Regions from separate parts of the Mus musculus genome. Here all the other regions are linked to region 1. The links are chromatin loops, found by intact Hi-C in ENCODE. Cell type or tissue: heart. All regions are shown on one strand. Region 1 has its middle 160 kb from the start of Il12b. Region 2 has its middle 200 kb from the start of Gm12153. Region 3 has its middle 77 kb from the start of Il12b. Region 4 holds the start of Adra1b (adrenergic receptor, alpha 1b). Region 5 has its middle 210 kb from the start of Gm12153.

Evidence for each region. Peaks named below come from ENCODE experiments on the same cell type or tissue, not always from the same donor. Only the 100,000 strongest peaks of a DNase experiment are listed, where the experiment ranks them.
Region 2: a loop joins it to region 1, with 2.5 times the contacts of the local background. A loop is called at or near these places in 3 of 42 quality-filtered maps.
Region 3: it touches region 1 in a loop (10-fold over the local background); 6 of 42 quality-filtered maps call a loop at or near these places.
Region 4: a loop joins it to region 1, with 6 times the contacts of the local background. A loop is called at or near these places in 3 of 42 quality-filtered maps.
Region 5: it touches region 1 in a loop (6-fold over the local background); 5 of 42 quality-filtered maps call a loop at or near these places.

Annotation. Positions count from the first base shown.
Region 1 is chr11:44,241,427-44,246,426 of GRCm38, reverse strand. No RefSeq gene overlaps it. Among named protein-coding and RNA genes, the nearest start is that of Il12b, 160 kb to the left of the region's middle. In heart, no CTCF peak of the experiment used is centred here; a DNase peak (open chromatin) is centred at 3,046; H3K27ac peaks cover 321 bases.
Region 2 is chr11:44,153,414-44,158,413 of GRCm38, reverse strand. No RefSeq gene overlaps it. Among named protein-coding and RNA genes, the nearest start is that of Gm12153, 200 kb to the right of the region's middle. In heart, no CTCF peak of the experiment used is centred here; a DNase peak (open chromatin) is centred at 2,153.
Region 3 is chr11:44,321,008-44,326,007 of GRCm38, reverse strand. No RefSeq gene overlaps it. Among named protein-coding and RNA genes, the nearest start is that of Il12b, 77 kb to the left of the region's middle. In heart, no CTCF peak of the experiment used is centred here; a DNase peak (open chromatin) is centred at 2,467.
Region 4 is chr11:43,833,754-43,838,753 of GRCm38, reverse strand. It overlaps Adra1b (adrenergic receptor, alpha 1b), which reads left to right and starts at 2,265. Exons shown (of 2, transcript NM_007416.4): 1 at 2,265-3,614. The coding sequence starts at 2,666. In heart, CTCF peaks have their summits at 2,186 (motif pointing left) and 2,805; DNase peaks (open chromatin) are centred at 2,153 and 2,723; H3K4me3 peaks cover 3,047 bases; H3K27ac peaks cover 1,063 bases; H3K27me3 peaks cover 2,061 bases.
Region 5 is chr11:44,167,079-44,172,078 of GRCm38, reverse strand. No RefSeq gene overlaps it. Among named protein-coding and RNA genes, the nearest start is that of Gm12153, 210 kb to the right of the region's middle. In heart, no CTCF peak of the experiment used is centred here; no DNase peak of the experiment used is centred here.

The sequences.
Region 1 (5,000 bases):
GCAGATACTGTCAGTCACTGTCTCACTGCAGACCTTTTGATGTTGTTGGGTCTCTGTACCACGAAGCAGCTTCTTTTTGGCCACTAGAATCTCCCATGTTGCTATATCTGTTGTCTTCTGGGTTCCATTCTGGCAGCTGTAGCAGCTGTGACAAGTTCTATCCTTGGATTCTAGCATCCCCGCCATTTTGGAAGCAAAGGATGTGTTCATGAAGGACCCATGAAAACAGTTTCCTATCTTGGTACTTGTTTCTGTCTTCTTGGGAGAAGCTTTGCTCTGTCTATAAATAGGGAAGATTAGTTCATCCTTGCACCACTTAGTCAAGCTATAATTTGCTGTTATCAGGCAGAATGCACTTGTAGAAAAAGTGCAGACTGTGGAATCAAGTGAACTTGGGTTCACATCCCACCTGTGAGCTGTGGAGATATACTAGCTTTCCCTATTATTGTCATGGCCAATTTAAAGGATGAAGAATTTATTTTTACTCAAATTTAATGATGGATGAGGTCCCTCTCGGTGGGGAAGACTGGGCAGTTAAAATGGCTCTTTGTTGAAAAACTATTTAATCTCAATCTGAGGCATCTACCCTGTCTTTGATCATTCAGTTCCTGGATAAAAGTCATACAAGTTTTATTATTTATAATAAGCCTTAATCAGCACAAGAACTGGGCATATATCTACCCTCTATGCTCTTAGAATCTACTTTCCCATAGATAACCCCATGTTATGACCTATTATGTTTCATCTGGGCTACTCTTAAATCAAATTGGCCAGTCCCCATGGCTATGATTTTATGATTCTTACCCCATGGCATCTACTCCTCTCTCTTTCCCACTCATGGCTCTCCTCAGACCCCAAGCTCAGGAACCTGAAGCCCCACCTATGTCTCTTCTACCCAACGATTGGCTGTCAATGTCTTTATTTACCAATCAGGGATAATTTGGGGAGAAGGTTCACATGGCATCACACAAGTATATGAGGATCTCCTCATTGCGGGCAACCTGTATTTAGCATTAGAATACAAGCAGCGTTGGACCAATTCACTATAGTGCTTTGCTGTGGTGACAGCAGAATCATGATCTAGGTGGATCAGGAAGGAGAGAGAGAGAGAGAGAGAGAGAGAGAGAGAGTCTCGTAGACTTGGTTTCTCTTTCCACAGTGGGATCAAACTCAGGTTATCAGGCTTGTGGGTCAAATGCATTGGCCAGTCTAAGACCCCAAACTGTGCGGTGGTATCTCCCACATTTGAGGAGTATCTTCTCACCTCAGTTAAACATCTCTGAAGATGTCCTCACATCTAGAGGTCTGTACTGTATAGGTGTTTCTTAATTCAGTCTAGGTTAACTATCACAAGGGTTATGTGTTAGATAATTTATGTCAAGTTGACACAAGCTAAAGTGTTCTGAGAGCAGGGAATCTCAATTAAGAAAATGCTTCTATAAGACTGGACTGGAGGCAAAACTGTAAGGCATTTTCTTAATTAGTTATTGATGGGGACAAGGTAGCCCTTTGTGGGTGATGGCATCCCTGTTCTGGTGACCTTGGATCCTATAAACAACAACAACAACAACAACAACACAACAGGCTGAACAAGCCATGTGGAGCAAGCTTGTGAGCAGCACTCCTCCATGGCCTCTGTATCAGCTTCTGCCTCCAGGTTCCTGCCCTGTTTAAGTTCCAATTCTGACTTTCTTTGATGACGAAAGTGATTTGAAAGTGTAAGCTAAATAAACCGTTCCCCCCCCCCCCAAGTTGCTCTTGGCCCTGGTGTTTCATCACAGCAATAGAAACCCTAACTAAGACAGGTTGTCAATAGATTTATTTATTTTCCTTTTGGAATGTCTCTGGCTATCAGTTGCTTCTGCGGTAAATGGGAAGAAACAATGGTCTCTGTCTCACTGGAAGGCTGTTCCACTCTGTAACAAGGAATTGTACCCAATCAATGATCAGAAAGAATGGATAGAGAGAATGGAGAGGGGCAGAGAGCAAAGATTTGGAGCAAGAAAGATGAGGAGGGAAAAAAGGGATTGCCATTTTATTTCCTGAAGACACTTCTGGTTTTGGCCTTCAAGGATATGATCCAATAAAATCCGAATTTCCTTTAGGCTAGATTGAGTTCACTGCCTAAGGGTCTTAATAAACTCGTAGATTTGTTTAAAGTAATGCCTGCTTTACAGATGTGAAATAGTGAACAACTTGAATCGTGACAGCTACCTGTTGCTAATAAGCAATTGAATTGATATCGAATTCTTGGCACAAGCAGGTTTGAAGTAGTACACCCTTTCCACATTTGTGCTGCTGAATGCTAAGATTGTACCTGGAAAATCGGTGGTGTCAGTATATTTGAAGAATGAAGGAGGATGAGAGAGAGGATCTGATTCATTTTTTAGTCACTATCTCCATTCACAGTGGCTGACAGCCTGGCTGACAATAGGTGGGGCAGGTTAGTGGTAAGCAGATAACCAGGGTGCATATCATATAGCCTCTTTTGCATAAGGGATTCTGTCCTGCTGGTAGGTTCAGCAGATGTTTTGCGTCTTACTGAGGGCAGCAGGTGAGTGCTCAGGGAGGGTCTCATTCTGGCCAGAAGAGTTATGTCTCTACATCAGTGGGTTTGGAGAAGTACTGGGTAAGTTCCAGGAAGAGAACAGGCTCCTACTGAGAGCCCTTTCTCGGCATCCTATTACCCTCCCCTAGTCATCCCCCCCAACCCCTCTCTTTTCACCACTCCTCCCCTTACCCCCATCCCCCACCTCCAGTCCCTGTTTCTGTCATCCATCCATCCTGGACAAAGTGGGTGAATTCTGGGAAGCTTTGAGCGCCTAAAGTCATCACCAGATAAGGGACTGTCTCCAGAGCCATTGGCAGAAACATCCCATTGCCCGGGTGAGGTCAAGGTAGCTCACTGCCTCTGTTGGGGACAAGAGCCTGAGGAAAGAAAAACATTCTGTCTGGTATCTGCTAGTTCTGGCCTTGTCCCCAGGCCTTGTTCTCACTGAAAACTGACACGAGGCTAAGGAGAGCTTATCTCCTGCTTGGGTCAGGAGGGCTGCAGGGCAGGTCTATTCTCAGAGCAAGTTTGCAGAAGGTTTGGACAGAGTGTGAGGACAGCAAAGCAGGCCCCTTGGGCTTGCCAAGGAGGGCAGGGCCTGGGCAACCTCACACACTCTGCAGGACTTGGCTTTGCAAAGTTGCCATTTGAACTTGATTTAATCTTACCCTTGTTCTTGGCAACTGTAAGCAGGAGGTGGTCAGCTCTATCTGGAGCATTGATAGGAGTCTGGAGGTGAAAAGGTTAACCTTTTTTCTTTCTCAGTGGCTGTGGGGCCATATGCAAGCGTTTGGTGTCTCTGTCCTCAGGCTCTACAGGGTAAACTGAGGAAAACTGAGTCATTTACTCTTGGAGGTTCCTTCCAACCTGGGTGAGACACATGGTCTATAACATTGAGTCTGAATCCATTTGCTGTTCTGATGTACTAATACAGAACAGGTGGCCCTACATTAACTTCATTCACAAGCAGTAGGAGGTGGATAAAAATGAGCCATATTCCAAAGAGAATGTTGCTTTAACACTAACAAAACAACCATTCTAAAACACTCCCCATTAAGCTTTGTGTGCCCATCACCTTACTTGGTCTTTCACATACTCCCTGGGGTGGGGATGGGTAGCATTGTGATTCCCATTTTGGAAATGAAATTATTGAGGTGTAGGGAGGCTCAGTTGTTTCCATACCTCCTGGGAGAAGGTGGCACTGCCCAAATAGGTGCCTAGCATCTGCTTAATCTTAAAGCCCACGTTCTTGTCTCTTGTGTTATCAGATAAGGGTGGAGCAACATGCACTGTTACTGTGGAAGCAGAGCTACATGAGGTACAGTCACCTGGAAGGCAGGGATGCTTGTTTTTCTCATATTGAATTGGCAAACAAGACAGTAGAATGTGTGGCCCAGATAGCTTTTTCTAAGCTCACAGCTCAGTATTAGGTTCAGGCTAGAGCAGGCCACACTTAACTGAAACAAATATCTGTCTGACTGCCTCTGTCTGTCTGTCTGTCTGTCTGTCTGTCTGTCTGTTTATCCCCATCCTCACTGCTGACTCTAATTCTCTTTGCTACAGGAAAATGATAATCTCCCTACAAGAGAGTCTTCCTATGAAGTTTACCCCCAGGCAGCCAGGCACATACTGTATGCTGCAAACACATTGACTAAAGCAATGAGCCTTTACCTCTTCCTTCCTAACTGGGAATCATAGACAAGCAGACTGCAAGCTGGTACAGTGGACTACTTATCAATTGCCTGACATGGACCTCTTTGAAACCTGTAAGAAAGGACCCCTATTTATCTTTGTGACTCTGAAATTCTTTTAGAGCATTTGTCATTCTGACTATCTATGCTCTTTAAGCATTTTTTTTTTGAGGTTGGTATGGAGATTTTGCCCACATATGTGTCTGTGTACCACGTACTTATCAGACCAGAAGAGGGCATTAAATCCCTTGGAAATGGAGTTACAGATGGTTGATAGCTACAGTGTTGGTGCTGGAAATCAAACACGGGGTTCTTTGGAATGGCAGCCAATGCTCTTAACAGCTGAGCTATTATCTCTTCAACTCTTGTCAATAACTCTTAATAAACCTCTTGCAAAACAGCAATTTGACTCAGTTGTTCCTCTTGCACTCTTAATCTCATGTGTTACCCTCACTTGTCCTCATGACCCCAGCCTGATCTCCACTCTATTCTCATCTCCATTCATTCTTACTCACTGTTATTCCAGTCATGGAACCTTTGTGTGTGTTAGTCCTTATTCTTGAAGTCCTAATCCTCTCTTGCTTCTGTTGTATCCATGAAACAACTCAGGCCAGGTTCAGATGACATGCTATCTCCATTATTGAGGGTGTTCTTTGACTTCCAAACAGCCACAAGGCTCTTTTGGCGTATGACATGCTCTCTGATTGGTTTTGCAAGCATTCAGTTGATGGATACCCACTGAGTGATACTATGTGCTG
Region 2 (5,000 bases), 88 kb after region 1:
CTAACACAGGAGCTGTGATGAGTAATCTTTGTTGGCAACTTGACTAGATCTGGAATCAATCAGGATACAAGCCACCAGAACTTTTGTTAGGGACTTTCTGATCAAATTATTTGAAAGAAGATCTGCTCTAAATATTGGTGCTACCTTCTGGTGGCAGTGCAAATAAAAGGAGAGTTGAAAGAAAAGTTTGCTTTTTGCCTGCTTATCTTCACTCTTGCTGGCAAACTCGCCTACTTTGTTGGTGTTTCATTCTTTTCCTCAGGTTAGAACCAGCTTCTTCAGGCTTCCAAAGTAGACTGAAGATCACCAGCACCCCAGGAATCCTCAAGGCCTTCAGTGCCAGATTGGGATTGCTGAGATACCCTGGGTGATGGTCTGGACAACTCCCAGATTTGTTCCCTCCAGTGTGAGACAGCCATTGTTTGACTATGAAAACCTTATAGTGTAAATCAACCCTAATAAGTCCCCTTTACAATATATATCCTTCCCTCTTTGGCATTTTCACAGCTGAATTCTGTGAAGACACAGAGTGTCGCTCCAACTACCTTGCCTTAGTAAGAGACACAGGGAGAAGGCTGTGGGGCTGTGGCTATTCCTCAGGACATCATTTCCCCAGTTCTCTCTGCTGGCTGGAAACAATTAGGTAACAAATCAATACTAGGGGATCAATGTCTTATTCTACAAACTGTGGGACTTAGCATCAGACCTGGCCAAAGGAGACAGGGGAACAGAGCTGCCTAACAAGATCTGTCCTATGCATGGCTGAGAATATGTCCATGTTTACAGGTATTTCTGTTAATGTGCATTTTCATAATGTAAGCTGGATAGAGTGGCAGGAACCAATTAGGGCACTGTTCTAACTGGGAGATGGTGGGGGTTTTCTCAGCCACAGTGGAACTGGCATCACCGAATCAGAAACTTTACTCTCACACAACAGAGAGACAAAGCTTTGGCTTCTCTGTAGGATTTGCCTGTTGTTGGCCAGTGTTACTTGTCGATGATGCAAGTTTTCTCATTTAGCCCTAAGAATGAGAAGTCAAGGGATCCTGTTTTATGTCTGACACTCACTGATCAGGGCTGAGGCAGTGACTTAGTGGCTCAGATGCTTCCAGAGAATCACTGAGGACAGGAGTTTGGATCCCTAGAAGACAGAAACACTGGGTGTGGTAATATAGTCTATATTCCCAGCACTCCTCTGTGGAGCTGGGGAGTAAGCACAGAAGAATCCCCAGAAACTCTCGGGCCAGCTAGCTTGAAATACTCAGAGCAAAGCAACCAGGAAGGCATGTTTCAAATAACATGGAAAATCCCATGCACCCTGTGACAGATTGCCAGTGCTCACTTACACAAATATCCACACAAAGACATTCATCAGAGAGAGAGGGGGGGGGGTAGGGGGAGAGGGAGAGGGAGAGAGAGAACAGAGAAAGAGACAGAGACAGAGACAGAGACAGAGAGAGGAATCATTCACACATAAAACAAGCATCTCTAATCTCACACTCAGGATGCTGAGGCCAGAAGCGCAGAGTCAGGAGGAATGATTAAGGGAAAGCTCCAGAAATTGGATTTCTTTGACTTAGACTTTGAATCCACATTCCATAAAGAATAGTACAAGGAGGGGGCAGTTAAGGTCTCAGCCTCAGTTTCTTTGTTTATAAAATAAAGATAGTAATAGGATTTATCTCCGAAGGTTAATGAGGAGTCAATGACATAATTGTGCAAGGCCTTTGCTGATAAGTGATAGAAGTTATTGCAGGCTGAGTTGGTTAGCATAGCTGTTCTTGGGAAAGCAGCTGTTCATTATAGGAAGACAGGCTGTGTCATGGCATTTGCAATGACCTTTTTAACTATTAAAAAAAAAACCCCAGAACCTGAATCATGATTAATTTATGTGCCATGTTTATGAATTTACATGCTAAGCTTTCTCCACTCTGGGTCTTTGAGGAGAAGGAGGGTCAGTGACACAGAAAATTTGGATGTACCGCAAAATGAACACTTTCTGAGCCTTCATTTGGTTGAGATCAAACAGCCTGGCCTCTCTGGTAATGAAGCTCGGGCAGGTCTCCAGGCCACCCTGTAGTGCTCATAGATTCCCCACCCCCACCTCACATACCACAGGAGTGCGATGGCAACAGTGCTGGGGGCAGCCAGGGGCATGTTCTTCCAGGAAACTTGCCAGGAAGATAAAGAGAACATTCCAGAAGCCAATATGCCGCTCAAATGGCAGGTCACTTCATTCTTAAATCTCCTCATTTCCTGATTGGTGACAGAGGACACCAGGGTAGACAGCCTTGAGTTGGTGGAAAACGTGGTTGCCAAGCAGAATTAATTCTCTTCAGAAGCTGCAAGTTGACATTGGAAAAGACAGTTCTGTTATATGAGAAAGAATTTGTTCCAAGCCTTATTCAGCCGGTTCTGGAGTGTGTGTGTGTGTGTGTGTGTGTGTGTGTGTGTGTGTGTGTGTGTGTGTGTGTGTTTGTTTGCATACACCCATGTACATGTGTGCAGACTCCTAGTCAGGTAGATCTTGTATGAAAGGGACAAGCAATTACAAGTTCCAAATTACATGACTCTGTCGTCTGAAATACAGCTCCAGTTTTTTCCCAGGAGACACAGAATAATTTCCCCACCTCCCGGCATTCTGTTTCCTAGTTGTTTGACTTTACCCCAGAAGGCACTGAACTCAGAGATGAAGTTAGGCAACTCTGCAAATTTGTTTACTGCAAGGCAAGGATTAGAACTTGACCTCCATTCAAAAATATACATCCAGCTCTTTTTCCCTTTTCTCTTTCTGCCACTATCTCCCCCCACTCCCAATAAACCTCTCACAGGTAGAAAAAAATAAAAACAAAAACAAAATATACATCCATACTCTTGAGTCCATGTGGAAAGGAGCTGTTAGCATCTTGTGTAGCTGTAAAGCAAGTATCAATGGGGCACATGAAAACTGAAGGAAGAGTCATTTTGCAAAATCCTACTTTATATTTTTAAAAGAAGATATAAGACATTTCATTTTAAAAACTAGGATGCAGGATATTGGTCATTATGGAAAAAAATAAAATGATGAGAAAAAAATATGCCCTGCCAGTACACAATGTGAGGAGTTGGGAGAGAGAGAGAGAGAGAGAGAGAGAGAGAGAGAGGAATATGAAAGAAAGGGTGCAGATCATGTGTGTGTGTCAGATGTCCCCCAAGTGTGGCATCAATCCCTATAACCTGCCACAGTGGTGAAGGCCTTCTCTACCTGTGAATTGAAATCAGAATGCTGTAGCACGGGGCCCTTGCTCTGTAGTCTAGTCAAACGTAGTGAGTGGTCTTATACAGTCCATGGTCCTGCCGTGCGGGATAACTGGAAGTTCACCATATTCTCTTGAGTTGGGAATGGTGAGGGGCTGTTTGGCTTACTCTTCAAGGAGATACCACTGAATGGCAGATGGTAACAAATCCCTGCTCCTCTCTCTCCTTCTTCCTCCCTCCTTCCCTCCCTCCCCTCCTTCCTTCCACATTTTGAGGCAACGTCTTGCTCTTAGCCCAAACTGGTCTTGAGCTTATAGAAATCCTCTTGCCTCGGGTCCCAAGTGCTAGGATTTTAGTCATATACCACTATGTGACTGGAGTTTCTTTATGTATTTCTGCCTAATTGTGCTTGTTACAATTACCGGGAAATACTTTTTAAAAGACGTACAAAGGATAACAAAATATTCCATATGCAAAAGTAGAATCAGTCACAGAGGAGGAGCCAGGAAAGAGTCTCAGGAGGGAGTCCTGAGTGGAAGCAGGCAGAGTTCCAGGAGCAGGGGGCGTGGCCTTTAGATCCCCTCATCCCCACCAGGCATCTTTCTAAGGTGCAAATACACCTTATTATACACAGCAAAATACACACATCTTGGGAATCATGTATATTTTAAATCAATTACACCCCCATAAAGCCGCCACTCCAGTCAAGCCACAGGCTACAGATAGATATTTGTTCTTGTTGTTATTTCTTTGAGGTTTGTTTTGGTTTGGCTTTTTGAGACTGGGTTTCTCTGTGTAGTCCTGGCTGTCGGCGAACTCACAGAGATCTGCCTGCCTCTGCCTCCCAAGTTCTGGGATTAAAGGTGCACATGCTATGTTCATAAACAACTACAGTTCACTGCCTCTGCTGAGCAAGGCAGCCCAGGAGGAATGAGTAACACTATCAGCACTTTCATTCCTGACATTCCAATTATTGGTTTCTTTGGTGCTATGATAAATAAATGTACTATAAATGTTCTTTCCTTTTAAAAGATTTATTATTTTTTAACAATATGTGTTGGGCCCCATTTTGGCCCTGGTTTGGGCCTTGAGGACAAACCCAAGCCTGGCTCCAGTTTCAAGACCTGTCTCCGTCACTTCCATATTGGGGTGACTCAGCAAGACCTGTTTGACCTGCCTCTGCCCTGCTGTTGTTGATGTAGAGCTTTGCCATTGGCCCTGTCAGTCACTCCATACCCCCCTATCACCCTTCCCTGCCTCCTATGTCATCTTCAGCCCACCCAATATCATCATTCACCTATATTATCACCCCACTCCAAATCCCCCTCCCTATGTTCTGAACTTATATAAGTGAGAGGCTGATGCCATAAACTTCCTGCTTCAACAAGACTCCGGGCCTCAACACTCACCATCCAGCTCAGCCCCGGAGAGACTCTGGCAGGGAAGTGACCTCTCTCATCTCGCCTGGACCTGCCAGCAAAGAACCAGCAAATATGGATAATTGACAGAGACCAAAAGCATTAGATCTTCCTGGAACTCCAGTTATAGGTGGTTGGGAGTCACCTAAATGCCAATGTTGAGAACCAACTCAGGTCCTCTGCAAGAGTAATACATGCTCTTAACTTCTGTGGCATCTCTTGAGCCCCCAAGAAATGTTTTTAACTTATGAATAGCATCTGAGTCTGTGTGAGGACATATGTCATCTGTGTGAGGGTAACTGTGGAGGCCATAAAAGGATGTTGAAATTCCTGGAGCTGGAGTCA
Region 3 (5,000 bases), 80 kb before region 1:
ATACTGACACACACTGGGATGTGTGTGTACCAAATGACTAACACCTCCGCTCTCATGGAAGGAAGCTCAGTTGATTATTTAGTCGATGGTCTCCTGTCTGAGGAGCCTCTGGGGTCTGGAAATGGTAACGAACTTTGGGTATCTTGGGTGTTTATTCCCTTCCCAAGATCTGAGGGCGTTTAATCAGTCCTTGGTGCCTGATGAGTCACTGAATGTCCTTCTAGCTGAGTCACCTGAGGCCCCCTTCAGGGAAGGACAGCAGAGCTCTTGGAGGCAGAACCACCACATGCTTGTTTATCTGAGGAGGAGAGAAGAGGGGTGTGATTGTCCCAGCCAGCGAGAGCCCCGCAGTGTTCTGTCGCCGTGTCCTGACACAGGCGTGTATCGCGACATCAATGGACAGAGAGCAGTAACTGGGCTTGAGAGTGTATGATTTGTACTGTTGGTTGTGGTTACAGATTTGTCTTTGAAAACGTCTTTGTTGTGTTGCTTCCGTAAAGACAGCAAGCTGACATTTATAGAATCCTCACTGGCTCCCAGACAATGCACAAAGCACCTTACGTGCGTTGTCTTGATTCATCTCTTCAGGCAAGCACCTGGGTTTCTCCAGAAATATCAAAGCACAGAGAAATAAAGCTTTGCCCAAGGCTGGATGGTTTCTGAGCTGCAAGGCTGAGGCGAAGCCTGACGGGCAGATGTCAGGACTCCCACAGTCCATCACCATGCATGCAGCTGCCTCTGTGGTCACCATCTAGTATGTGGGTGCATGGAGGTGGCTTCATGGTCAAACACTCCTGGGGCTCCTAGATCCTCCAGTCACAGGTGACAAGATGAAAGGGCCTGAATGTTCATCTCTTTTCTCTGTTCTGTAGGATGGGGTTGAGATGCCTTCTAGAACAGAATTCTGGGGTGAGTTTGGTGAGGATGAGGCATATTGTAAGTCACTCAGACCATCCTTGGAATTCTGAGAATGCTTGCTGTAGACAGTCTCTCCCAAAATGAGTGTATTGGTGTTTGTCCCACCCCACATGGTCCCCTTTGTGGTGGTGACACTCCTTCAGTAAGTACTTGATTTAGAGTCCCAACTCGTGAACCTAAGAGCATCTTTGCAACTGCCTCAGCCAACAGAATGTGACAAAGGGGACATGGCATGACCTCTGAGCACAAGTGATTGAGAATCTGGGGACATGTCCTCAGGGAGCCAAGATATAGGATATGAGATGTCTGTTTGCTTCATAACCCTCATGCTCATGAGGAGATCCCACAAAGGGTGACATCCAACGAGAGCCAGCTCTTCTTGTGCTAGGCCTTCCCATCTTCCCTTCCTAGGCAGCAACTGGAGAGTACAGCTTCCTTCCCATCTTGTCTGCCAGCCTCAGACCTAGCCCTAGCCTCAGCTTCAAACCATCCCATATGATTTTGAACAGAGCAAAGATAAGCATGTCCTATCAAGATTTCAGGTCTGCGAACACATAGACCTTTAATCTGGGTTAAGCCTTTACATCTTCAGGTGATTTTTCCTTGAGAATTTTGTATAATATGTTTTGATCACATTTACCCTCTGCTACTCCTTCCAGATCTACACTCCCCTTCCCCACTTGCCCACCTTTGTCTTTTATTTTATTTTATTTTATTTTATTTTATTTTTAACATATCAAATCCAAATGGCATCACTCTTATGCTCTTGGATGTGTGGCTACTGGGGTTGACTGACCTATAAGGCTATAACCTTAAAGAAAACTGATGCTCCGCCTCCTAGCAGGTATTGATTACCCAGAGTCTCTCAGCTAGGGGTTGAGTTTCATTCCCATTTCCTATCTTCATGCTGGAATTTTATCTGGCTTGAGCTAGCATAGGTTTTGTGCATACTGTCACAACAGCTGTGTTGTGCATATGTGCGACCACCCTATTGTGTTGAGTGATTTTTAATGCAGCATTGGGACACACTAAAAAAAAAGGATTCAGGTTTACATGGTACTATGTAGGGGAATAAACAAAAGTATACTCTCCTTATATTCAAAGCCTTTTCTTCAACCTGTTGGCAGTGTAGTCCTTGGCAAGGATCTCAATCCCTCAGTTGTCTCATCTGTATGATATGGACTGACTGTGGTTATAGCTTCAGAAGGTTATGGCGACAGTAAAATAGAAGTCCATTACTAATGCGTGGCAAGGACCTAATGTCTGCCTATGTTGGGGTTTCAATTCAAACAAACAGTCTGACCCCAGACTACAATCCATTAAACCATAGCCCATGATATTCTCTCCAATTTCTGAAACCTATACCAGACAGGAACACCCGAGTATACCCCAGTGCTCATGGTAGGACATGATTTCTGGTCCTCCCTGGTCCCTGTCTATTCTGTGGTCCTTGGTGGGTGTTGCTCAGTGCTGCAGGCTGTATCCTCACTTCTCTTTTATGAGCACAAGATTACGTTGGCTTTTCTGGCAGTCACCTCATGGTGTTGACTCATCCTGAGTTGGCAGTGAAAACCCTGGAGTGTTCTTTACCACATGTGCTAGCATCCAGCTGCATTCCTTCTCAGCTAGGATTGGCACAGGGGGAGACTTTGGAAGCCAGTCTGCAAAGCTGCCTGTCTTGTTCCCTTTGGATCACTGTTATACCTGCCTGGTAAAGAGTCAAGCTGATCAGCTGGGTCCTCAGAGACATCCTGGATCCTTGTAATAAGTCTTCCCCCCACCCCCCTTAGGTCAGCCTGACTGGTATTGATCGCAATAAAAGAGTACAGAAAGACTAACCTCTGGTCTGCTTGTCCAGGAGGAAAGATGGGGTAAGGATGTCAGGGGACAAGACTGAGAAAGCCATTGTGATAGTTTTTATATGCTTGGTCCAGGGAGTGGCACTATTTGGAGGCGTGGCCTTATTGGAGTAGGTGTGTCATTCTGGGTGTGGGCTTTAATACCCTTGTCCTTGCTGCCTGGAAGCTTGTCTTCTGCTAGCAGCCTTCAGATGAAGATGTAGAAATCTCAGTTCTTCCTGTACCATGCCTGCCTGGGTGCTGCCATGTTCCCACCTTAGTGGTAATGGACTAAACCTCTGAACCTGTAAGCCAGCCCCAATGAAATGTTGTCATTTATATGTCTTGCTTTGGTCATGGTGTTTGTTCACAGCAGTAAAACCCTAAGACAACCATCATGGGGGACTTATGCCATGTGTCCACACTTTCTTAGCTTGTGGCAGTGTCGTCATTGGTCATGAACTTTCTGCTGAGTTTGTATATGGCCTTGTGATGATCAGTTTTGATTGCCAACCTGATGCAACTTAGAATCATCTGGGAAGAGAGTCTCAATGAGGCATTGTCTAGATCAGATTGACCTGTGGCAGTGTCTGTGTGTGTGTGTGTGTGTGTGTGTGTCTGTGTGTGTGTGTGTGTCTGTGTGTGTGTGTTGATGCTTTAATCAATGTGGGAAGATCCAGGCGAAAAGTGGGTGGTACCACTTTTTTTCCTTAGTTTTTGGCCCTGACTACATAGGAGTAGAGGAAGTGCATTACATCACAGGCATTTCTATCTCTTTACTCCAGGGTGCTTCAGGTCCTTACTTTAACTTTCTTGCAACAATGAACTAGAACCTGGAATTATGAGTGAAAGAAACCCTGCCTCCCACAAGTTGCTTGTGGTCAGGATACTTTAATCACAGCCACAGAAATTAAACTAGAATATGCTTGGACTCGATTGGTAGTCATCTGACTAGGATAGAGGACAGAGCTTCAGACAGGGCCCATGTTCTTAGAAGACTTGTGCTTCCTGAAGAGGTGGTTCAGGTAGCTTCCAGTCTCCCCAGGTTGACTATCACCCAACTCACATTTTTATTTTCAATTTGCCCACAGGGATCAAGTATTTTTTTTTTCTTTGCCTACTTTCTTGCTGAGCTACAACTTCTCTAAGTGATGGCCTTACTTGGTCATACTTGTGTGCCAATACTACATACTGTGCTTGCTCAGGTAGTCACTGGGTAGTCAGTGTGGTTATGGACCTCTGGGTGACTAGTACAGTACTGGGGCTTAACAACATCTCTTCGGCAGTCACTGGTGAGATCCTGACTCTTGTGGAGAGGAGATCACCAGGGGCTCTGCTTAGGCACTGTGAGATGCACAGTCAAATAAACACTGGTATATCCACAGTTCTCTGTAGAACAGTATCAAAGGACTGTGATGATGATGCCGTCAAAGGCTGAGCCGCCTCTGCACGTCCTGCTACCTTGTCCTTGAGTCCTCCAATTATGTCTTATTGATCTGCATCTTTCTCCTATTACTCCCCAGCCTGAGGCTCCTTTTCTATTCTGAGAACGGGAAGCTGTACCCTTAAAGATCCTTATTTATCGATGCCTAAATATTCAAAGCTCAAAGTGAATCAGCAACTTCCTTTCCTTCCTTCTTCTTTCTTCTTATGTCTTCCTTCAGAGAAGGCCTATAAACGGCCAGGTTGAACCAAAATGGGGAGTGGCCCACAGGAGGAATAAATGCTAAAATGAAAAAGCACATTGCTGAACACCTTAAAGTATTAGCAACTTAGACAATGGACAGAAACTTGCCCAATGGACAGAAACTAAGCCAATTGGAAGAAGTTTTTCTGAGCATACTGTGGAGAGGGAGTCCAGGATGTAGACAGAGTAAGACCAGAGGAGACACATCAGAAGCCTGGAGGGAAGGGCTTTGTGTCACACAGTTTTCTACTTCTTATAATAACTTGAAAGTGGAAAGAAATGTTTTGACTCACGGTTTCAGTGTTTTTAGAGCACGGTTGCCTGGCTCTGTTATTTCTGGGACTGAGGTAAAGGAAAGCATTTTGTCAGGGAGAGTGAAGTAAGTCATGCCTTCTTCTTTGTAGTGGCCAGGAAGACAAAGCTAGAGAGATGGCTTGGTGGTTAAAAACATGTCCTCTTGAAGAGGACCCAAGTCGGGTTCCTAGCACCCATGCTGGGCAACTCATAGGTGCCATTAACCCCAGTACTCCAGGGAGATTTGATGCCCTCTTCTGGAC
Region 4 (5,000 bases), 410 kb after region 1:
GCGACTATCAAAAGCAGAAATTAGAAGCCTGGGCCATGGCTTGTGGACTGGAAGAAATGGGTATCAGGTGTCTCCTTGCAATTCAGCAGCCACTGCCCTGTCCCCTGCCTCATGTCACTAGCATATGACTAACTCTCTGATCTACTGTTTTCTCGTGTGTCCACAGAGAGCAGTGATGCCTCTCTCTCAAAGACTTGTTAAAGAAAAATAAAAGAAAATAAGTAAGCTGGGTGTGGTGTCTTATGCTTGTAATCCAAGCACTGGGGAGGTGGGGGCCAACGGATTTTGGGGTTTGGGACAATATTGGTCTGCATAGTGAGCTCAAGACCAGTGTGAGCTACACAGCAAGAAAAGGGAAGAGAAGAGAAGAGAAGAGAAGAGAAGAGAGGAGAGGAGAGGAGAGAGGAGAGGAGAGGAGAGGAGAGGAGAGGAGAGGAGGGGAGAGAAATAAGTAAATGTTTGATGAACAGTAGGAGCTCAGCAAATGTGGGTTCCTTCCCAGTAGCACTAACTTGAGCCCCAAAATGAGCCATTTAAAAAAAAAGCCCAAGTTATAACATTTACTCTATCCCCTATTTTGCTCCTATAGAAACGGTGACTCTTCTATGGCTCAGTACTCAGCACTAGAATAAGGAAACCCAGTAATGACATTCAACTCCAACTCACCCTTCCTCTCCTCAATAGGCATATGTACTTGAAAAAAACGGCTCAACTCCCTTATCACACGGGTCCCATCCTCAAAACAGAAATCAAAATGAGACTAGTTCTCTCATCAAGTCGGGAGAAAAGGCAGCATGAACGTAGCACATGGTCTAGCATCTAAGTATTGGGAGACAGAGAATCTTGAGTTCAAAACCAACCTGAAGACCTTCTTTCTTTTTTTTTTTTTTTTTTTTTTTTTTGAAGACCTTCTTTCTAAAAACAAACAAACAAACAAACAAACAAGAAAATTCTTCCCTGGTTTGACTTTTTTCTTCTTCCTTTTTGTAATTACCCACCTCTGGAAATAGGGTTTGTAGCCTAATAGCCTACATGTATACAAGGCAATACAAGAAAAGAGCCAACAGGCAAGACCCCCCCCCCCAAGTCCCTTCCCCAGGATTTGGCAATCAGTCCTCACTCTCTACTCCCAGAGATACAACTAGCTCCCTCTCACCCTTCCCTCCCTTCCTCCCTCCTTCCCTCCTTCCCTCCTTCCCTCCTTCCCTCCCTCCCTCCTCCCTCCTTCCCTCCCTCCCTCAACTATCTCTTTAGTGACAACCCCAAGCCCCTTCTTAAAATGTCAAGTTCAGCCTAGAGATGCTGCTCACTTGGTAGAGTATGTGCTTGCCTAGAATGCACGAAGCCCTGAATTCCATCCCCAGTATCAAATAAACCAACCACGGCGGTACATGCTTGTAATTCCAGCACTCAGGAGGTGGCCATAGGAAAATCAAGAGTTCAAAGGTATTCTTGTGTTATACAGTGAGCTGGAGGGCAACCTGAGCTACATCATACTCTGTCATTAAAAAAAAAAATCCAATTCATATTCTTCCATACCCTGGTTGCATTTCTCTGTCCTCAATTAATCTTCTCCTAAACTCCTGTCATTAGATGTCTCGCTTCAGATTTTGCTTGTTTGATAAGCTTCCACTTGCCGGTCAGGAATCTGGGTACCCTTCTAACTGTTGGAGAACAGTGCCTAGAATGGAGCCACTGCCTGGAGGTGGACATTAACAATCCACTGAAGGAATGTGTGCAGGGAATAACTGAACGAATGAATGAGCAACAGAAGTTTCTAGGTTTTATCAAGGCCAAAGAGGTTGCAAGGGGGAACTAAAGTATACGCCTGGTCTCAGATGTGACTCAAGTCTCTGTCACCTGCCTAACGCAGGGATTTTCTTCCTTTTGTAGAAGCCAGTTGTGTAGAAGTTGCACATCTCTCTGAACCCATGGCTTGACTCCAGGAGCCCCCATTAGAGGTAAGCATCCCCACCCTACCTTTTAACTGAAGCGTGAACAGGGGGAAAAAATAATCCCAGCGGGCCCCCTGGGGTGTATGAACCGGGATGCCCACACCCGGATCCCCTGCTCTGCTCCCCGCCCCATCCCCGCAGAGGGAGCGGTGCCGGGCGCGGCAGGTCTCCAAGCCGACTAGGCTGGCGCTGGCGTCGGGGCTGCGCTCCTTGGCTGGACCCGCATTGCCCCCTAGTGCCGCACAGAGTCAGGGCGCCCGGGCTTCCCCGCCTGATGTCACCGCCGTGCAGTCAGCCCAGAGGCGGCTCATTGAAAGCAGACCCTCCTCGCGATCGCTGGGCGGAGAAGGCACCGCGGTCCGTAGACCCGCCGCGGGCCGGGCACAGCCGGGCACCCCCGGCCCGGCGCCCGCTCCTCCCCGCGCTCCCGCGCCAGCCCGGCCAGGCGCGCCTGACGTGGACCATTAAACTTGGAGCTGCCGCCTCGTCCCCTCTCTCCTCCTCCTCCCTCTGACAGGCGAGCGAGCCGCTGGGTGCAGGCAGGCGACGTGCTGCCGGGCTAGGCTGCCCGGGGGAGATGACTTCTCGCCAGGAGGACGCCTCTGGAAAGAAGACCACGGAGGGAGCAAAGTTTCAGGGCAGCTGAGGAGCTTTGGTCGCAGCCCTTCCGAGCCCAATCTCCTCCCTGGCTATGGAGGGCGGACTTTAAAATGAATCCCGATCTGGACACCGGCCACAACACATCAGCACCTGCCCACTGGGGAGAGTTGAAAGATGCCAACTTCACTGGCCCCAACCAGACCTCGAGCAACTCCACACTGCCCCAGCTGGACGTCACCAGGGCCATCTCTGTGGGCCTGGTGCTGGGCGCCTTCATCCTCTTTGCCATCGTGGGCAACATCTTGGTCATCCTGTCGGTGGCCTGCAACCGGCACCTGCGGACGCCCACCAACTACTTCATTGTCAACCTGGCCATTGCTGACCTGCTGTTGAGCTTCACAGTCCTGCCCTTCTCCGCTACCCTGGAAGTGCTCGGCTACTGGGTGCTGGGGCGCATCTTCTGTGACATCTGGGCAGCGGTTGATGTCCTGTGTTGCACGGCCTCCATCCTGAGCCTATGTGCCATCTCCATTGACCGCTACATTGGGGTGCGATACTCTCTGCAGTACCCCACGCTGGTCACCCGCAGGAAGGCCATCTTGGCGCTCCTCAGTGTGTGGGTCTTGTCCACGGTCATCTCCATCGGGCCTCTCCTTGGATGGAAAGAACCTGCGCCCAATGACGACAAAGAATGTGGGGTCACAGAAGAACCCTTCTACGCCCTCTTTTCCTCCCTGGGCTCCTTCTACATCCCACTGGCGGTCATCCTGGTCATGTACTGCCGAGTCTACATCGTGGCCAAGAGGACCACCAAGAATCTGGAGGCGGGAGTCATGAAGGAAATGTCCAACTCCAAAGAGCTGACCCTGAGAATCCACTCTAAGAACTTTCATGAGGACACCCTCAGCAGTACCAAGGCCAAGGGCCACAACCCCAGGAGTTCCATAGCTGTCAAACTTTTTAAGTTCTCCAGGGAAAAGAAAGCAGCCAAAACCTTGGGCATTGTAGTCGGAATGTTCATCTTATGTTGGCTCCCCTTCTTCATCGCTCTCCCACTTGGTAAGTTGGGGGCTGGCAGAGGGGAGGTAGACCTACATTGGTTTTCCTGATGATCTCACACCAAAGTTTTTGTGTGGGTTTGGTTATTTTTATGCCATCAGTGTGTGTTTGGAGACTGGATAATACTATTTGTTCTGCAAGGGCTTTGCAGATTGGGGAACTGGCTAAGAACCAACTCAGGTGTTGGTGAAAAAAAAGCTAAGATACTAGGCACTTGAAATAGAAGCACGGAAGGAGAATCTGGGATGTGGAATGACTCAGTCACTGGCCTCAGTTTAATAATTAAAAAGGACACTGGGCTCCAACATCTCGCCAGTGTTATTTCGGTAGTAACGATGTATCTGAGAAGGCAGCGTCACTAACACAGAATACCAAATAGTTTGTAGTTACTGCAGACGCGGCATTGGGGAAGCAGAGAGGCGGCTCCTACAGAGAAAGGCAGTGTTCATTCAATATTTGCAGGGACCACGTTTCTCAGCCTTGCAGAGGCTGCGGTCTTCCTCTCCTCCCTCCCTGCTGGCTCTCCCCTTTCTGCACTGTCGTTCTTACCAGATAATAGGAGCATCCTACAGCCACACAGCTTCCATGGGCCTTTAAGTTTCTGAAGCTTGGGATTTCAAAGCGAAATATTTTCCGTTTTCACCCCCAAAATGCTCCCAACTCTGGCAATTTATGAAATGTTCAGAATTTAATTATAGCTGACCCTCACCTTCAGCGATAAGACGCCAAACCCAGGCAAGATGGAATTCAGTGCTACCAGCTTCCCACCCCCTACAAAAATGTGCCCATCTTATTTAGCTTGGTGGTCCTGATAAGTTCAAAAGGCTGCCTGATTCCTGCTGGGGGGGGGGGGGAGACAAGGTCTGGCTAAATGGTAAACAGAGAAGAAGGTTCTGTGACATGCTGTTCACGTGGCTTGGGAAATCCTTGTCCCTTCTCTGGTGCATTGATCTGCTTTGATATCTTTTCCTATCTCTGATGGGAACTGGAGGGAAATGAATGGAAGGATGTACTCAAGGCATGCTATCAGAAGAGGGGACACTACTAAATACCACAGACCTCATACCTGCAGGGTCTCAGGGGTGGCCAAACCCCTCCAGCAGCTATGACTCCAAAGTCACACTGCTTCTGAGAGAAAAAGATGAATGGGAAGGAAGTGAATGTTTACCAAGAGTTTCCTTTTTTTTTTTTTTTTTTTAAGGAAAAAAATCTATCCAACATACTGTCTGTGTGATCTTTCCTAAGGAAGTCTGGCAGGCTACTGCCATTCAGAAATATTCCTTCCAATGGTGTTAAGTAGAAAGAGCTTAAAATTCTGCCCCAGCAGTGATTGCATCCCACTGCAGAGGAAAATGATTCGCCTTCTCAAGGTCTTGGGACCTTTGG
Region 5 (5,000 bases), 74 kb after region 1:
GGCGTTCCTCTGAGACTCTGATACAAACTTTCATGAGCTGAACAGCGCATAACTTAGGTCCGAAGCGTTTCTATCTAAAGACAAGTTACAAGTTGATTCATATGCATTATGGACGTATTGCCGTCAAACTTAAAAGCAACAGCTCTCTGAGTCATGCCTAAATGAAGCCTCTCCGACTCACATCACAGCCTTCTTCGTTTTCCACCATTAGTCTCTCTCCAGTGTGTACAAGGGCCATTTGAAACAGGGACATCACCCACAAAAAGTACACAAATGGGAAAAACATGTGGCAGTAATAGGCTCCTGAAGGGACATGTTCACAGTCTGGGAGCTGATGAGACCTGTTCATGGCATGAGTGCTGGGCAAAAAAAAAAGTCTAAGTGTCCTCTGATTGTCACACCTCCGGTAGGGATGTCCATACTGGGCAAGTCTGCTTGTCTTTGAGTGGCTGTAAAGGCGCCGTGAGTATTGATCCTTTAATAATAGAGTTGAGCAGGTAGGGAAATGCACAGACACAGAATCCACCCATGATGAGGATGTGCAGTGTTCTCCTTCCCCAGTGTGCTCTTGCTCTCTTTCATTCGTTGTCATTGACAGCAGCCTGTTAGGTGGCCTCCAGGAATCTCCTGGTCTTCCTTCCAGGGAAATGACATTGGTAATGGAAATTCCTGTTCGAGGTGCTAGACTTATTTTTTTAATATAATGTGGCTTAAGGTGCTAGAATATCAGTTTTAAGGCTGAGTTACAATAGATCTCTCTCCCCTCCCTTTCCCCCTCCCCGCCCTCCCCTTGTCCCCTCATCTTGCTCCCTTTTTTGCTCTATGGGAAACCAATTAACACGGTTTGAGCTTCTCTATGGAAACACTAACAAAGTAATACATTAAGAGAGGTGATGGGAAAATGAGACCGTCCACATTACAGCTACAAACAATTCTGCCAACAGCCTCTTGAGTGAGCAGACCCACCCTCAGGCAAGACTTCAGGTGAAGTTGCCACCCAGGTCCATTTTCCCATTATGATATTGTAAGAAGCCTTAGACCCAGAGGCAGAAAACCAAACCAACACACAGATTCTTACCCCAAACAAAATGTAAAATAACGAATGAGCAATGTCTTAAGATGCTAAGTTTTGGGGTGCTTTGTTATAGTGTAAAGGATAGTCACTTCCCCATTCACTATATATGCGTGTTGTATGGCTTCATGAGTGAGGCTCCAATATGTTTTATTGTCTTTAATCTTCATATTGACCTGATAAATTGCTGTTATTATTCCCATTGTATGGATCATGCAACCACCTGCTAAAGTTTTGGTAACTTGAAGAAAGTAACACAGCTGGAAGTAGATTCTGACCTCAAGTCTATTCAACTCTGAGAACTCAAGCCTTGCTAGATTTGCATAATACCATGGGCCTGAGAGGGGAATAATGACTTCCTGGTCTTGAGACCACTGCCTCAGATATTGCCTCAACCAGCCCACAGGCAACAACAACAACAACAACAACAACAACAACAACAAGTTGAGATGAAACTGACAGTTACCAGAGATGACCATAGCAGTGTTGAGCATCTGTCACTGCGCCTTCCTAGTCAGCATTTGCAGGAGAAGCCATTGGAGCTAAGGACTGCCATGTCACTTCTCACAAAGTCATCCAATCTGGAATTGGATTTTATCTGTGAGCTTGGTCTGCCAGACCAAACGGTAGGGGCTGAGAGGCTTAAACAACAGAAAGTTACTTTCATGTCCTTTCTGGAAAGTGTGAGATCAGCGTGCCTGTACAGACGTGGGATGAGCCCCTTCTCTTCCAGGTTTGGAGTTGGATGTATTCACATGGCGTGCTTACATGACAGAGGTGGTGGAGGAGGAGGAGGAGACTGTGTTCTGCAGTGTCTTCTTCTTCTTCTTATGAGGGTACAGCTTCATCAGAGAACGGTGAGATAGCTAAGACCTTATTTAAACTTAGGCATTCTTCTAAAGGTCTATGTTAAAATAGCACCGCATCAGAGGTGAGGGCTTTGTGGAGATGGGAATGAGAAATGTCCCTCAGAGGCCCCTGTATCTGAACACCTGCTCCCCACTTGGTGGTGCTGTCTGAGGGATGTCATGGAATCGTTGGGTGATGTTATCTTGCTGGAGGAAGTATGTCATGGTGATGAGCTGTGAGAGTTTGGAACTTGGCCCTAACCTCAGTTTACTCTCTCAGCTTTGTGTTTGCCATTAGATACAATCACTCAGCTCCCTGCTCCTGCCACCCTGCCTGCTGCCGTGCCTCCTGTCATGTCTGCCACTTTCTGCCATGCCTCACCCACTCCCACCCACCATGATGAACTCTTGTCACTCTGAAACCATAAATCTAAATAAACTCTTTCTTTCATAAGTTGTTTTTGGTTATGGTTTTTACAGCAGCGAAAGTAATGGATACAGGCTTCTGCATGGGAACTGGGGACCGGCGTCAAAATTCAGTTCATAATAGAAGCCAACACTTCCCTTTTGCCACCATGCAAGGTTGTGTAGATATTAAGAATGCCACTCTCGGGGGATTAGTCTGATACAAAATGCTAAAGTGGTTAAATTGATATCTAGGAGTCCTATCAATTCCTTTTGTCTCTCCCTCCTTACATCCCTAACAGACACATTAAGATCAACAGCCTCTGCATTGCAGGCCTGAGCTTAGTGTGTGTATGATATTTGTAAATGGCCTAAACCAATCCAAGCTCCCCACTTCACAAAAGCCTAAAAAACTAAAATGATCTGCCCACAGTCACAGGCAGGGCTGGTAAGTGGCAGAGCCAGGACTGGGACTAAGAGGCTTCCATACCCCAGGCCAGGTAAATCCTTGTCAAATCCTGGGTATGTGGGGGTTGTGGTGAAAGGTGTTGTCTTAGTCATCTTTGTGTTATCATTACATAACACCTAGGATGATCGACTTATAAAGCAAAAAGGGTTATTCTGGCTTGTGATGCTGGAGTTCCAGGCCAAGATCGAGCAACACATTGCTTTGGTCCTCATGACCAAAGCTGGAGCAGAACAAACTACTTACCTCAGACTCCAGGAAAGAAAGTGAGAAGGGACAGGTTGGAATCCCTTAATCTACTTCAAAGGGACATTTCCAGGAACCTGAGGGTTTCCCACAAGATCATAAGGGTTCTAGCAACTTTCACTAGTTTGGCCATGGGGACTAAAGTCTTTGTTGGGCACAAGATTAAAACAGCACAGGTATCGTGTAAGTGTGTGGGCATGCATGTATCCATGTGTGCATGTTTATGTTAGCCATGCATGACAACATAGGCAGTGTCCCTGTCTTCTATTTATTCTATTTCTTCTTTTGATGTTCCCTTCAGGATAAAATGAGACTCCTTTGCAGCTCCCTGGGGAAGAAATTGTCCAACTTGTTCTAGAAAGAACAAACTGGCAAATATTTGAGAGTCTGTAGGCCAGATGGTCTGGGTCACAATTATCCGGAGTTATCAATCTCATTTAAAAGTAGACATACACAAAGTATAAACAAAGGGTGTGGCTCTCCCTGCTAGTAGGGTTTTATTTACAGATAGATGTCGGGCTGGATTTGACTGAAGGGCTATGGTTTGTAGCAGCCTGGAAGCAGGGTGCTCCCTTTGACCTTAATGCCTTCAGGTTAACTTCTTCCTGCCCTTTCTTATCTCCTACTGGCAAGTTCTCAGGCTCAAAGACCAGGAGTCAGGCCAGGTTCTGTCTGCTCCAATCTCCAATCTCTGGCCCTCAATGTCAGCATTCTTGCCAACCTGTCACTATCTCGTTCCCTATGTCAATTACTGTACTGAATGCCCTAAAGTCCTGTCATGCTCCACCCCTTCAACAGCACGTAACATGGGATTACTGGTCACCTGGCATGAGCTGATTGAGAATTAACAAGCTAACTAATTTAGCCAAGGTCACTCCTCAGTGACAGCTTTGGATCTCATTCTCCCAGTTCATAATGTCCAAGTTCTTAATACATTCTCTCACCCCCACGTAGATGGCTTTAAACTAACACAATGACCCCCCACAAATGTAATACAAAACAACGCAATGAAAAAAAAAACAAGTTAAACTTCTCAGTCCCAACTGCAGGCATAGCTGTCTAGAGTCTCAGTCAACAGAGTGGGCTCAGAGCCACATTGCTGGGATTTTTTTCTTTGACGTTCTAATGCCACAGTCCCTGGAGAATCAGCCTAGGAGCCAGACCATCCTGGATAATTGTGGTCCAAGTGGGCTGGCCTCAGTGGGCAGTGCTGCAGCTTCTGAAGGCCCATGCAGACCTGTGTGAGCAGACCTGGCAGGACAGGTGCTTGGCAAAGCCACCTCCAGATCTCCGAGTCCTGCTGAATGACTCAGAAGCACCCAGGCTCGAGCTGACTCTATGCTGATAATGACCATATTCCTCTTCTTAGAAAGCAAGCCTACTTTACCTGAAGTCCAGCCCCAGCAGGAGAGGACCTCTCATTTCTTTGCTTGTCTGTCTTTCCCAACCCCTGGCATGCCTATGCATACTGAGCGCATTTTTTTCAGAGCTCTTTAATATCTTCATGTGAGCACTTTGAAGCTCTACATGAGCACTTTCAATCGTTCTTCCTACTACGGATAAGTAAAGGCTGGCTCTACTGGCCACATAGATATGGAGGTTAATGCAGACTTTTGTACCAATTATTCTTTTCGGTCCAATGGTTTAGCCACTCCTGTCTCTGCCCCTAAGCAGCAGCTTTTGAATCAGAGCGTGGGAGGCAATGAGAACTCTATTTTAGAAGGTGATCATATCCTTTCAGGTTGACAGCTTGCTTGCTTTTTGGTCAGTCCCCAGTTGCCTGCCCCAGACCCATTCTTTCTACAAATGCCCCATTCTCCTCGTGAATGAGAAATGAGTGCGCTATTGCAGGCTTACAGGTGCAATGCATCATGCGGAGAGTGGAGCGGCCTCCTCGACTTCGATTCCGCGGACCTGCTCAGAATGCTCAATCTCAGCCACTGGCTCTCTCCAGCCCAAATTT